Linked DNA regions of Homo sapiens: all the other regions are linked to region 3. Evidence: read pairs that join two places in POLR2A ChIA-PET (ENCODE). Cell type or tissue: GM12878. All regions are shown on one strand. Each heading gives the region's core, and the rest is flanking DNA. Links, peaks and the distances in the headings are about the cores only.

What was found. ChIA-PET counts read pairs that join two places held together with the same protein. Peaks named below come from ENCODE experiments on the same cell type or tissue, not always from the same donor. Only the 100,000 strongest peaks of a DNase experiment are listed, where the experiment ranks them.
Region 1: POLR2A ChIA-PET joins it to region 3 with 9 read pairs; 6 of 35 experiments call an interaction of 5 or more read pairs at or near these places.
Region 2: POLR2A ChIA-PET joins it to region 3 with 5 read pairs; 7 of 35 experiments call an interaction of 5 or more read pairs at or near these places.

The regions. Positions count from the first base shown.
Region 1 is chr17:50,217,830-50,220,329 of GRCh38, forward strand. No RefSeq gene overlaps it. Among named protein-coding and RNA genes, the nearest start is that of TILAM, 4.4 kb to the left of the region's middle. RefSeq lists enhancers at 899-1,193, 1,195-1,244 and a silencer at 899-1,193. In GM12878, for the core only: no CTCF peak of the experiment used is centred there; no DNase peak of the experiment used is centred there.
Region 2 is chr17:50,160,667-50,163,166 of GRCh38, forward strand. LOC105371818 (a long non-coding RNA gene) reads right to left here. Exons shown (of 4, transcript XR_934833.3): 3 at 355-482. Among named protein-coding and RNA genes, the nearest start is that of SGCA, 4.1 kb to the right of the region's middle. RefSeq lists silencers at 717-796, 827-1,066 and an enhancer at 822-1,116. In GM12878, for the core only: a CTCF peak has its summit at 994 (motif pointing left); a DNase peak (open chromatin) is centred at 995; H3K4me3 peaks cover 736 bases; H3K27ac peaks cover 310 bases.
Region 3 is chr17:50,325,779-50,331,800 of GRCh38, forward strand. No RefSeq gene overlaps it. Among named protein-coding and RNA genes, the nearest start is that of XYLT2, 17 kb to the right of the region's middle. In GM12878, for the core only: no CTCF peak of the experiment used is centred there; a DNase peak (open chromatin) is centred at 1,293.

The DNA of each region.
Region 1 (2,500 bases), core at 1-2,500, 110 kb before region 3:
GTTTTTGGTTATTATTTTTGTGATGTGTAATATCCTCAACCCAAATAATAAGCCAGTGATTCAAAAGTGGTTAATTAAAGCCTAAGAAGAGTGAGAAAAATAGTAACCCAAATACTACAACTGAGAATAGTGTTATAAAAGTAAATACGTAGTGTCCAAGCATATGGCTGGGCTAAAAAAAAAAAAAAGGAAGAAAGAAGAAAAGTAAATACATAGTGAACAAGCATCTAGTTCAAAAATATGTAAATCTCTGAGAACTGGGACACATCTGACAATTTCACACAAGTAGCTGAAAAAGTGTAAATAGTGAGTATGATGTTGAAGATCTGAACTTAACTTTACTGGACTGGTGATCTATTCCATTTTAATCCCCAGTGAGTTGTGTGTTATGAAACTTTGTCAAATAGTGGCATAAAGCCATCAAGATTTTCACATCATTTTCAAACACAGCACAGTGACCTTTCTGGTAAACCATCAGAGACTTTTCTTTTTTTTCCAGAACAAGAGCAAAATAAGCTTTCCAGGACAAAATTAATGGATTTTCCCCCAGTAAAGGCAGGAAGAAAAACAAAATGACAGAGGCAGCATTTAAAAGTGCACTCCTCTTAGTAAAACACAGCTACAAAGTAATACTATCTGAGAAGATTGTAACACAGCCGTGTTATTAATGATACACATTTCTCTCACAGAGAATGAAAAACCAACTTTTGGCAAATTTCCTTTATCAAATGACAGTGTTGGATATCACGTGGTGTCAATTGCAAATATTATGAGAAAATAGTTTGATTTTAATAAATCCGGCTATCTTATACTCCTCATTGAAAAATGTAAGTTTTTGCCCAGTGATAGTTTGTGTAATACCAAAATTTTAAAAAAGATAATGACATTTTATTCCTCTAAGGTGAGGTTTGAACTGTCAGTTATTACATATATTGTCATCTGAGCAAGCTGTTTAAGATCTTAGAACTGATCTTCAGTGGCCTAGTCAATGACTTAAGGAAATGGTTTCATTTCATCTTTTTCAAACATTCTTGTGGCCCCATGTGAAGCTGGCTAAAAATCAATGATGTGCTGCTGGGTCTGGTGACTCATGCCTGAAATTCCAGCATTTGGGAGGCCAAAGCGGGTAAATTGTTTGAGTCCAGGAGTTCAAGACCAGTCAGGGCAACATGGCAAAACCTTGTCTCACAAAAAGTACAAACAAAATCATCCAGACATGGTGGTGCATGCCTGTGGTTCCAGCTACTGGGGTGGGGTGGTGAGGAGCTGAGGTGGGAGGATCACTTGAGCCTGGGAGGCAGAGGCTGCAGTGAGCTGAGATCATGCCACTGCTCTCCAGTCTGGGCAACAGAGTGAGACTCTTTCTCAAACAAAACAAAACAAAACCAAAACCCCCCCCATTTCTCCACTCAAGGCCACTTCTGAGATCCTGAGTGACTTGCTCAAATGGCAATATATTCAATATCTGTATTGTCCAGACATCACCAATTACAATATTTACTGTTGAGGAGCAAGTTAGCAGAATTTCTTAAAACCAAACAGCAGTATGACTGCTCCATTTTTATTTTGATTCTTTTTCAGCACTTGGTGATTTTGTTTCTGAGCAGGAGAAAGGAATCGGTGACATATTATTAAGACTATTTAAAAACCACATCCAAACATTACTCAGAACTTAAAGAATTCTTTCCGGAGTCAAATTCAACCAAAGAAAGGATTATGACTCTGCTTGCTCCCCCCCACCGCCGCCCCCCTCTCCCTGGGTGAAATACTTAGTCTTCTGGCTTTTGAAAGCTTTGTACCTGTTGACCTAATGTCCGAGAGAGGGGAGAGCAGTCTTTAGGAAGAAAGAGGTCTGTGATTTCTGAATTCTTGTTTGGTCTGAATCCAGAACCATCTGTCAGAGCCACCAAACATTTGCTGCCATTTCTAATGACCTATAATTGTGGTTTAGGATTTTTCTAATTTGGTACGAATAAGGAATAAGAAAAGAAACTGACAGGATATGAAAACTCCTTATGGCTCCTACTGTCACACAGGGCGCAGACGTACTGGCGGAAATTTTCAGAAGGTATCATCACCCTCCCTGATATGTAACAATTATCCTTCATGTTACTTTTACACAGTTGCATTTCAAAAATGATTTTAGAAATACACTGTTGTTTTAAAACTTGTTTAAAGTGGGTGGTTGATGTATGAGCTCAATGCCCAGTAAGGGCTGCTGATGTTGAGTGTGAGAACACTCCCGTTGCTGCCGAGGCTGCATTCCATGGCAGATAAAGAAATCCCATAGGGAATCCAGGGAGGCCCCTAGGATCCTGTGAGCCCTGCTTGTCCAGCGCAGCCCTGCTGTGTTAGCTGAGCTGACCCTTGTCACAGCCTTCTGGTGGGTCACTAGCTCTTGCTCAAACAAAAGCAATGCTCTGCTCCATGTCCAACAGCTCTGTCCCAGCTGTTCTGCTCAAAGTCCAGTGAGGAAAATGCTAGTATCCCCATTTTATAG
Region 2 (2,500 bases), core at 1-2,500, 170 kb before region 3:
CAGGTGCCCACCACGACGCCCAGCTAATTATTTTTAGTAGAGATGGGGTTTCACCATGTTGGCCAGGCTGGTCTGGAACTCCTGATCTCGTGATCTACCCACCTCGGCCTCCCAAAGTGCTGGGATTACAGGTGTGAGCCCCCGTGCCTGGTCTTATTTTCCTAATCCTTCTATCAGTGAATGGTGGCTTCTAAATCTGACCTTTTCCAGCTCTTGGGCTGTGCCTGTGGGCTGGCCCTGGGCAGCTATTACCTTGCACTGTCAGTTATAAATAAATAAAACACCCTTACTTTCTCCAGAGCTTTACAGTTTGCAAAGCGCTTTCGCTTCCATTATCTCATTGATCCTTCTTACCCCCACTTGATGGAATGGGAGTGTCTGGGTGGAAACGGTCCAGGGCTCCGTGTCCAGAGATCCAGCTGTGCAGCCATAGTGCCGAGGCACCTCGGACAGTCCCTCCTCTTCTCTCTTACTCCTGTAATCTAACGTTTGGCCGGGAATGGTCCCTGGCATTCCAACTCATGTGTGATGGATTTGGGCGGTCAGAGGCTCACGGAACGCTTTGAGGGCTGAAATCCACCGATAAAAAGGCGGGGGATTCTGGGTACATTTAGGTCTCCAGGCTGGTATCCCAAAATGTCTGGGGGGATATGGAAATGTCCTTGGAAGTCGGAGGCTTGATACAGATGGTGGGATGGGTGGAGGTGGGATGGGGAAGAGATCATTATGTCCAGCCCCCTGCCTCCGTGCGGCTTCTCCTCCCCCTGTAGATTAGAGCGTTTTCTGGGTCGGGAAGGGGAGGACGAGATGGAGCTCGTGGCCTTGGGTTCCCTCCTGCGTCGCCCCCTGTAACTGCGTCCCCCAGCACGCACTGCTGACGCGCATCCCCAGCCCGGGGCGGCGCGCTCCGCAGGCATCCCGCCCCCGACTCCCGCTCCGTCCCAACATCGCGCAGGCGCAAGACCGGGCTGGCGCCAGCGAACGCGCCCTCTCGTGGCGGACTGGCCAGGTCGCAGTCTTTGTTGTTGCGCTGGAGGCGGCGTACGGGACAGGGGAGAAAGATGTGGGTGGAGTCTGGGAGGCAGATGCGAGAATCAGATCACAATGACGAGAAGCCCTTTCCTTTGTCCCTCACGGCAACGTATAGATGCAGATAAAGAAAACACGGCCTCAGACCTCAAGAGACTTAGAGACAGGTGCACAGAAACTGAAGCTGAATGAGACACACTGGACAGCAGTCATTCGTTCATTCAGCAAACATTCACTGGGATGGGGAGATACAGGGACAAAGGACCAGAGGGCTTACATTTAGGCACTGGTGGGCAGAGACGGGGCAGAAAGCTGGAGAGACGGATGCGGATGTCAAAAAGGCCAGGACAGAGAAGCGACTAGCTCAGGACAGGGCTGGGCCGCAGGAGTGAGGCGGAGGCCGGGGAAGTACCGGCGGAGCCTAGGGCACGGCAAGGGCACCAGCTGTGCGAGGTGGGGTACGAGCCCCGACCCCTCCAGCTCTCCTGACCGACGCCCCAACTGGGGATGACAAAACGGAGAGCTAAAGATAGGCAATGTGAGCACCAGAAGGGACCCTAGTTGCAATGGACTGAAGCAGTCAGATAGGTGTAAACCATGTATCATCATTCTACTACTACCAAAGAAGCTCGGACTGGCCAGAGTTTGGAGGATGCTAGGGAAACAGCTCTTTATTCAGAAACTGTTTAATACAGGAAGAGTCCAGCGTTTCTCCCGTCTTCCTTTTACGAACTTTCCCACTCAGTAACCAAATCGCAAGGGGCAGTTTCTGTCTATAATTATTCCAGCTAATAAAGGAAGGGGTGATCAGAGTGATCAAATCTGAATATCACTATTCTGCACACACACAAAAAATAAAACGCTAATGGCGGAGGCAAGACACTACTAAGACCACAGAAACGCATGATGTGCCTTCAAATGGAAGAACACTGTCACCACCTATGAAGTGGTCTCAACGAAGGAAATTGAACATAAACCTTATAAGGCCTCTAGATCCAACTACAAATTACAGTAACAATGTACAGGAAATACAACGTACAGGAAGTATGGAGGTGGGAGGAACATGTTAAAGATCACCATAGAGATGCAATCAGCAAAATCCAGAGGGCAAAAAACTACAGAAGAAATTTTCTGGCTCCTTCAAGGAACGAGAAAGAGAAGGGAGGGAGGGAAGGAAGGAAGGAAGGAAGGAAGGAGAGGGAGGGAGGGAAGGAAGGAAGAAAGGAGGGAGGGAGGGAGGGAAGGAAGGAAGAAAGGAGGGAGGGAGGGAGAGAAGGAAGAAGAAGGAGGGAGGGAGGGAGAGAAGGAAGAAGAAGGAGGGAGGGAGGGAAGGAAGGAAGGAGGGAGGAAAGGAAGGAAAGTATGAAGGAAGGAAGGAAGGAAGGGAGGAAGGAAAAAAGAGAGAGAAAGGATGTATGGGAACCTATAGATTTGAAGAAATTTAAAAGAGCCTTGGCCAGGCACAGTGGCT
Region 3 (6,022 bases), core at 1-2,500:
GACACTGAAGATCCTGGTTCTTGGGCCTTTGCACTCCAGGACTGATACCAGCAGCCTCCCTGGTTTTCAGTTCTTTGGCCTTGGGCTGGAAGTTACATGTTGTAACTCTGACTGTGTTTGAAGGCCTGAGAAGCAGGGTAGCCAATGGTGTAACTTTCAAGACAGTTATACCACTGGCTGTGCTGCTCTGTGGCTCTACTCAGGGCTGGCCCTCGAAGCACAGGGGCAGAGCTTCATGTGGTATGTGTGATTGTCCACTTTGTGTGCACAGAGAATGGCCAGCAGAGGGAATGGCCGTGGACTCAGGGGTAGTGGCAAGTGGCTTGGCTTGTTGCTCAGGGACCTAGAAGGAGACACATCAGATTAGGGAAAAGCAAGTCTGGGGAAAGACACGTGGATGGGCCCACGGGGGTGGGCACAGAGTGTGAAGATTTGTATCACATGTTAATGTGATCAATGAAGACCACCCAGGGGCTGGAGTGAAGCCAATCCCAGCCAGGCCAGAGAGAAATAAAGAGACAGTTTTGACAGAAGGGATAAAGTGTTCTTGGAGGCAGAAACAGCAGATGTCCATTACAATGACAAATTCTTTTTTGGAACAAGTAACCAAGAAAAATTTCCCTAGATCCTTACTTCTAGATAGAGTCGATTGGTCCAGTCTCTCACCAAAAAGGTAATTAACCGGCTTCTGTGTGAATACTTTCAAATCAGGATCCTTACTACCTGTAGAGGCAACATGTGTCCCTCGAGGACATTCGCCATTGAGGCAGGCTGGGGTTTTCTCTCCTACCCTCCAGGGAGGTGCCGTTACCCTCCCCCATCTTAGGCTCACACCAAGCTAGGATATGGAAGAAGGTATTCTTTTTTTTTTTTTTTTTTTTTTTTTGAGACAGAGTCTCCCTCTGTCACCCAGGCTGGACTGCAGTGGAGCAATCTCGGCTCACTGCAACCTCCGCCTCTCAGGTTCAAGCGATTCTCCTACCTCAGCCTACCAAGTAGCTGGGACTACAGGCACACCACCACACCCGGCTAATTTTTGTATTTTTAGTAGAAACGAGGTTTCACTATGTTGACCATGCTCTTGAACTCCTGGGCTCAGGAGATCCGCCCACCTTGGTCTCCCAAAGTGCTGAGATTACAGGCAGGAGCCACTGCACCTGGCTGAAAGAGGGTATTCTGATAAGATGAAGAAAAATGACAGATGCTTTGTTCGCAGAGCAATCTAGTGAAGTTATGCTGCGGGAAATGATACATTTTACTAAGAGAATGAATGGTTTGGTAAATGTTTCACTCATGGGTGGGTGGGGGGAACTAAAACCATCTCCCTAACACACAAACCACCTCCACTTCCACTGAAAGAAAAACCAGAAAGAATCGTTTGGTGAGAGCCTGGAACAGGGATGCAAATGGAAAAAAGGCCACGGGGACTGGGGTAGGAGTTGGGCACGGGGTGTATGGGGGAGAGGAGAGAACAACGAGAAACCAGAGAGGGAGATTTGCTGAGCTGGTCTCTATACCATGCTTGAGGCTCTGACTGCAGTTGATTGTCTAATGACGAGGCTTCCTCTTCCTGCCCTTATATTATTTATTTATTTATTTATTTATTTGAGATAGCGTCTCGCTCTGTCACCCAGGCTGGAGTACAGTGGTGCGATCTGGGCTCACTGCAACCTCTATCTCCTGGATTCAAGTGATTCTCCTGCCTCAGTCTTTGGAGTAGCTGGGACTACAGGCGTTCGCCACCACAGCTGGATAATTTTTGTACTTTAAGTAGACAAGGGTTTCACCATGTTGTCCAGGCTGGTCTGGAACTCCTGACCTCAAGTGATCCACCCACCTCAGCCTCCCAAAGTTCTGGGATTACAGATGTAAGCCACCGCGCCAGGCCTGCCCTTTTAAATAGTAAGGGTTATACTTACCTGTGGCTTAAATTGGTACTAATTACTTCTTTTTTATTTTTTTATTTTTTCTTGTTAGATTAAGAGATGATTTATTTGAATGGGAAAGGAATAGAATAAGAAGACACTTTTATTATCACCATGACCATATAGAAGGAGGACATATTTTTAAATAATATGAGTGGAGCCAGTTAAGAAGCAACGTTTCTTCTAGCAGATTTACTATTACCCCCTCCCCCAGATTGTCTTCCCACGTTAGGCCCAAAATTCTACTTAGAATGACTGGCTTTACATTCCATTTAGTCCTGAGGTAATGTCTCCAAAAGTATACTGAATTTTGAATTTAGAGAAAATGATAACAGACATGGATGTCTTCATTTTTATTCATTTTTTAGAGATGGAGTTTCATTCTGTTGCCCCAGCTAGAGTGCAGTGGCACGAATGCAGCCCACTCTGCCTCAAACTCCTGGGCTCTAATTACTTCTGAGTATGATCCAGATGTCTCTTGGTGGAGCCACATTAAGAGGCAGGCCACGGATGTTGCAGTGAGCCGAGATCGCGCCACTGCACTCCGGCTTGGGCGACAGAGCAAGACTCCGTCTCTAAAAAAAGAAAGGCAGGGCAGTGTGGCAGCTGCCTGGGGCGAGCCTTTGGGATTAATCAGAAAGGTGCTGCCAGTGACCTCAGGTTTCCACCTGGGCTTCCTCACATAAGGGGTGAGATGTAAACGATCCCTATCCCACCAGAGTGGGCGATGCCCTCGAGTGGAAATTTTAAAATACCGTTCACTGGCCCCAAAGGGTTTCTGTGGAGTGTTTTCACAGAAAACGCATACATCGCAAAGTGCGGCCATGGGCTTGGCAGCAACTTCAACGCAGCCGGCGACTCTGATGTGCTTCCCTGAAGTCAGCAGCTGCAGTCAGCTGAAATTACAAAAGCAAATCACACCAGGGGATGCTGCTCACACCAGAAGGAGAGATTTATTTTGTTGCCTAATATTTAAACAGTTTAAAATCCTCACAATAAACTGTCTAGTTCAGAAAAGAGGATGTAACAAATGCATGCAATAAATCCCTCATTTTTAATGAAAGGGAATATATTTAGTTTTTATTAACAGAACATCTGTTTCTCTCCATCTCCACTTAATAAGTGTTCAAAGAATGTTGGTTTGAAGGGGCACCCGCATCTCCCAGTCCTCCAGCCCTGGCCTTAATAGCCTGTGAGTGCAAACGAGGCCATGTTATCACTGATGCCCAACCACAAAGTGCTTTGCAGCACCCCAGGCGCACAGCCGCGCCCTCCCCAGCATCTCTGCACTGGCCTCCCTGTGCCCAGCAAGCCTCCCTGTCCGAGCCTCCTCCACAGCCAGCCACTTCCCACGTGCTCCCTCATAAGGGGCCCAGCACTGCCGTGGATTCTGGAACCATGCAGCACTCGAGGCCTCTGCTGATGCCGTGGGCCAGCTGGTCCATGCTGGGGGCACCCAGAGCCCCTGGGCCGTGAAACAACTTTCTGTAGAGATCTGGAGGTAGAGGAACAGAGGGACAAGGGCCCTGGGCAGCTCCATACCACCCACTGTCACTTGGACTTTGAGGGGCAGAGAGGTGTCCAGAGTGTCCCCACATCCTTCAGCTTCTGGCCTGACACCTGTCTTCATGAGGATCCTCAACCTGTTTCCCAGGCTGGGCCAGGAGATAGCCCCTCCATTCCCTCCCTTCTCCTCTCCCACTTCCTCTCTCTCCTTCCTGGATTTTCCTCTTTGCTGGTGTGTGCATGCACACACACACACTGCAGGCATGCCACCACACCCAGCTAATTTTTGTATTTTTAGTAGAGACGGGGTTTCACCATGTTGACCAGCTGGTCTCGAACTCCTGGGCTCAAGTGATCCACCCGCCTTGGCCTCCCAAGCCCATGAGCTCAGAGGTTTTTTGCCCACTTAATTCACTATTATATCCTTAATGCCCATAACAGTGCCTAGCACATAATAGATGCTCAGTAAGTTTTGTAGACCAATTGAACAAAAAGTGAATAAAAGAAATGCTCATGATTCCTCCTTCCACATAAGAGCCCAAGCCCCTCTATGTATCATTTCAGATAAACAGAACCCATGGGGTCCCCAGTCCATCAGCTCTACAGGTTGGGCTCAGCTGGGAAACCTGCTATAGGGGATACTGCTGTTATCAGCACGCCCTGGCCTCACCAGCTGGGGTCTGCCCAATGGGCACAAGTCTGAGGGCTCCAATTCCCATTCCACTCAACTCCAGGAAGCCCAGCCTTCCGCAGTACTCCTGGGACCCACTGGGCCCTACTGACCTGTTCCCTTGGGTCATCCTTGTGCCCTGTGCCTCTGCCTCTACTGCCCACTTGGCTCTCTCCTCCTACTGCCCCCTCTGTCGCAACCTATCCCAGCCTCCTACAGCCCCACCCTCTTCCTCCCTGGCACTGGCTCAGACCCTTCCACAATAGGAGGAGACAAGGTTCTAACTACTAAGGACTGCTGTAAGTTTGAGGCTAGAGGAAGAAAACAGAAGATAGAAAAACGCATGCGACAGCTTCTCAATGAACCTGAGCTCATCCTCCAGGACTGCTGACATCTCCTTGAACACCCCAGCCAGCTGTTACGGGCAGGGCAGCCGCCCTCAAGTATAGGATTTCTCCTTTGCCATCACTCTTCCCTCAGGTCCTACTGCTCCCCCTCAGCCCCTCCGTCTGCAGCCCCTTGAGCCTTCCTTCTCTTCCAAGAATGCACCGGACTCACTGCGCCACAGGACCTGTGCTTGTCCTGGGATGCACACCCCCAGAACCTGTCCTGGTCATGGCTTTCTGTCCTCCTGTTGCCACAGGGGGGCTTCTCTGAGCACACCATCTACAATAGCCACTGAGCCCTTCTCTATCGCTTCAGCCTCTTTATGATCCTCACAGCGTCTGCCGCTATCTGCGTCTCTCTGACTCATTCATTTCTGCTTATGTCCTTCTCTCTTTGGTAGACTGTTCTGTCCTATATCCCAGTGCTTAGAATAGTGCTTGGCCCAGGCACAGTGGCTCAGGCATATAATCCCAGCATTTTGGGAGACTAGGATGGAAGGATCTCTTAAGGCCGGGAGTTCAAGGCCAGCGTGGTCAAAATAGTGAAACTCCGTCTCCACAAAGAAATGTTTTAATTAGCTGGGCCAGCGGCATGTACCTGTAGTCCTGGCTACACAAGAGTTGAGGTAGTATCGCTTGAGCCCAGGAGTTCGAGACTGCAGTGAGCTATAATTCTTGCACTGTATTCCAGCCTGGGTGACAGAGAGAGACCTTGTCTCAAAAAAATTAATTGTTTTAAAAGAATAGTAACTGGCACATAGTAGGTGCTCAGTTCAAATCCACTGGGTGATGAAAGCTGAATATCCTCTCTACTTGGAGTCCTGGGCAAACAACAACCCAGTCCTGAGAGAGGAGAGGCTTTCCTTCCTCCTAGCTTTAGGTTCACCTCCCAGTTTCTGATATTTCATGATGGGACCTAGCTCTTCCCAGAATGCCTGGTGGTGGAACTGCTGCCCCTCCTCAAGGATCAACAGGGATGTGGCCCTGAGCCCCAGTCAACCTGGACAGAACTCCCCAACATCAAGACGCTTCATGGCGATGGTCATCCAGGGTTGAAGACCACTCTGTGGAGGGCATCAGCTGTCCAGTCAAAGTTAATCCCTGGCCAATCCAGGCCAGTTTCTTTTCAGTGAGTCAAAGTGAAAACTGAGTCAGGCCTATGTGGGCTTCCTCAGAGCCCCAGCAATTCTGAGAAGCAAATAATTAGTATGGAGGTCTGGTTCTGCACAGCATGACCCCTTACCATGGGGGAACAGACCACTTACTTCGTCACAGGATGACACTGGATGGTCAATGACTCAAGGGTACTCTCCAGGAAGGATGGGGGGAACTTGCTTCTCGTCCATGTAACTCATTCCCCTCCTGGTGCTTTGCCCAGAATATGAATCAGCCTTGGCACAAGGTGAATTCAAGAGTCCACTGCAGTTGCTTACACTTATTTTTTATTTTTATTTTTTTCAGAGACAGGCTGTCACTCTGTCACCCAGGCTGGAGTGCAGTGGTATGGTCATAGCTCACTGCAGCCTCAAACTCCT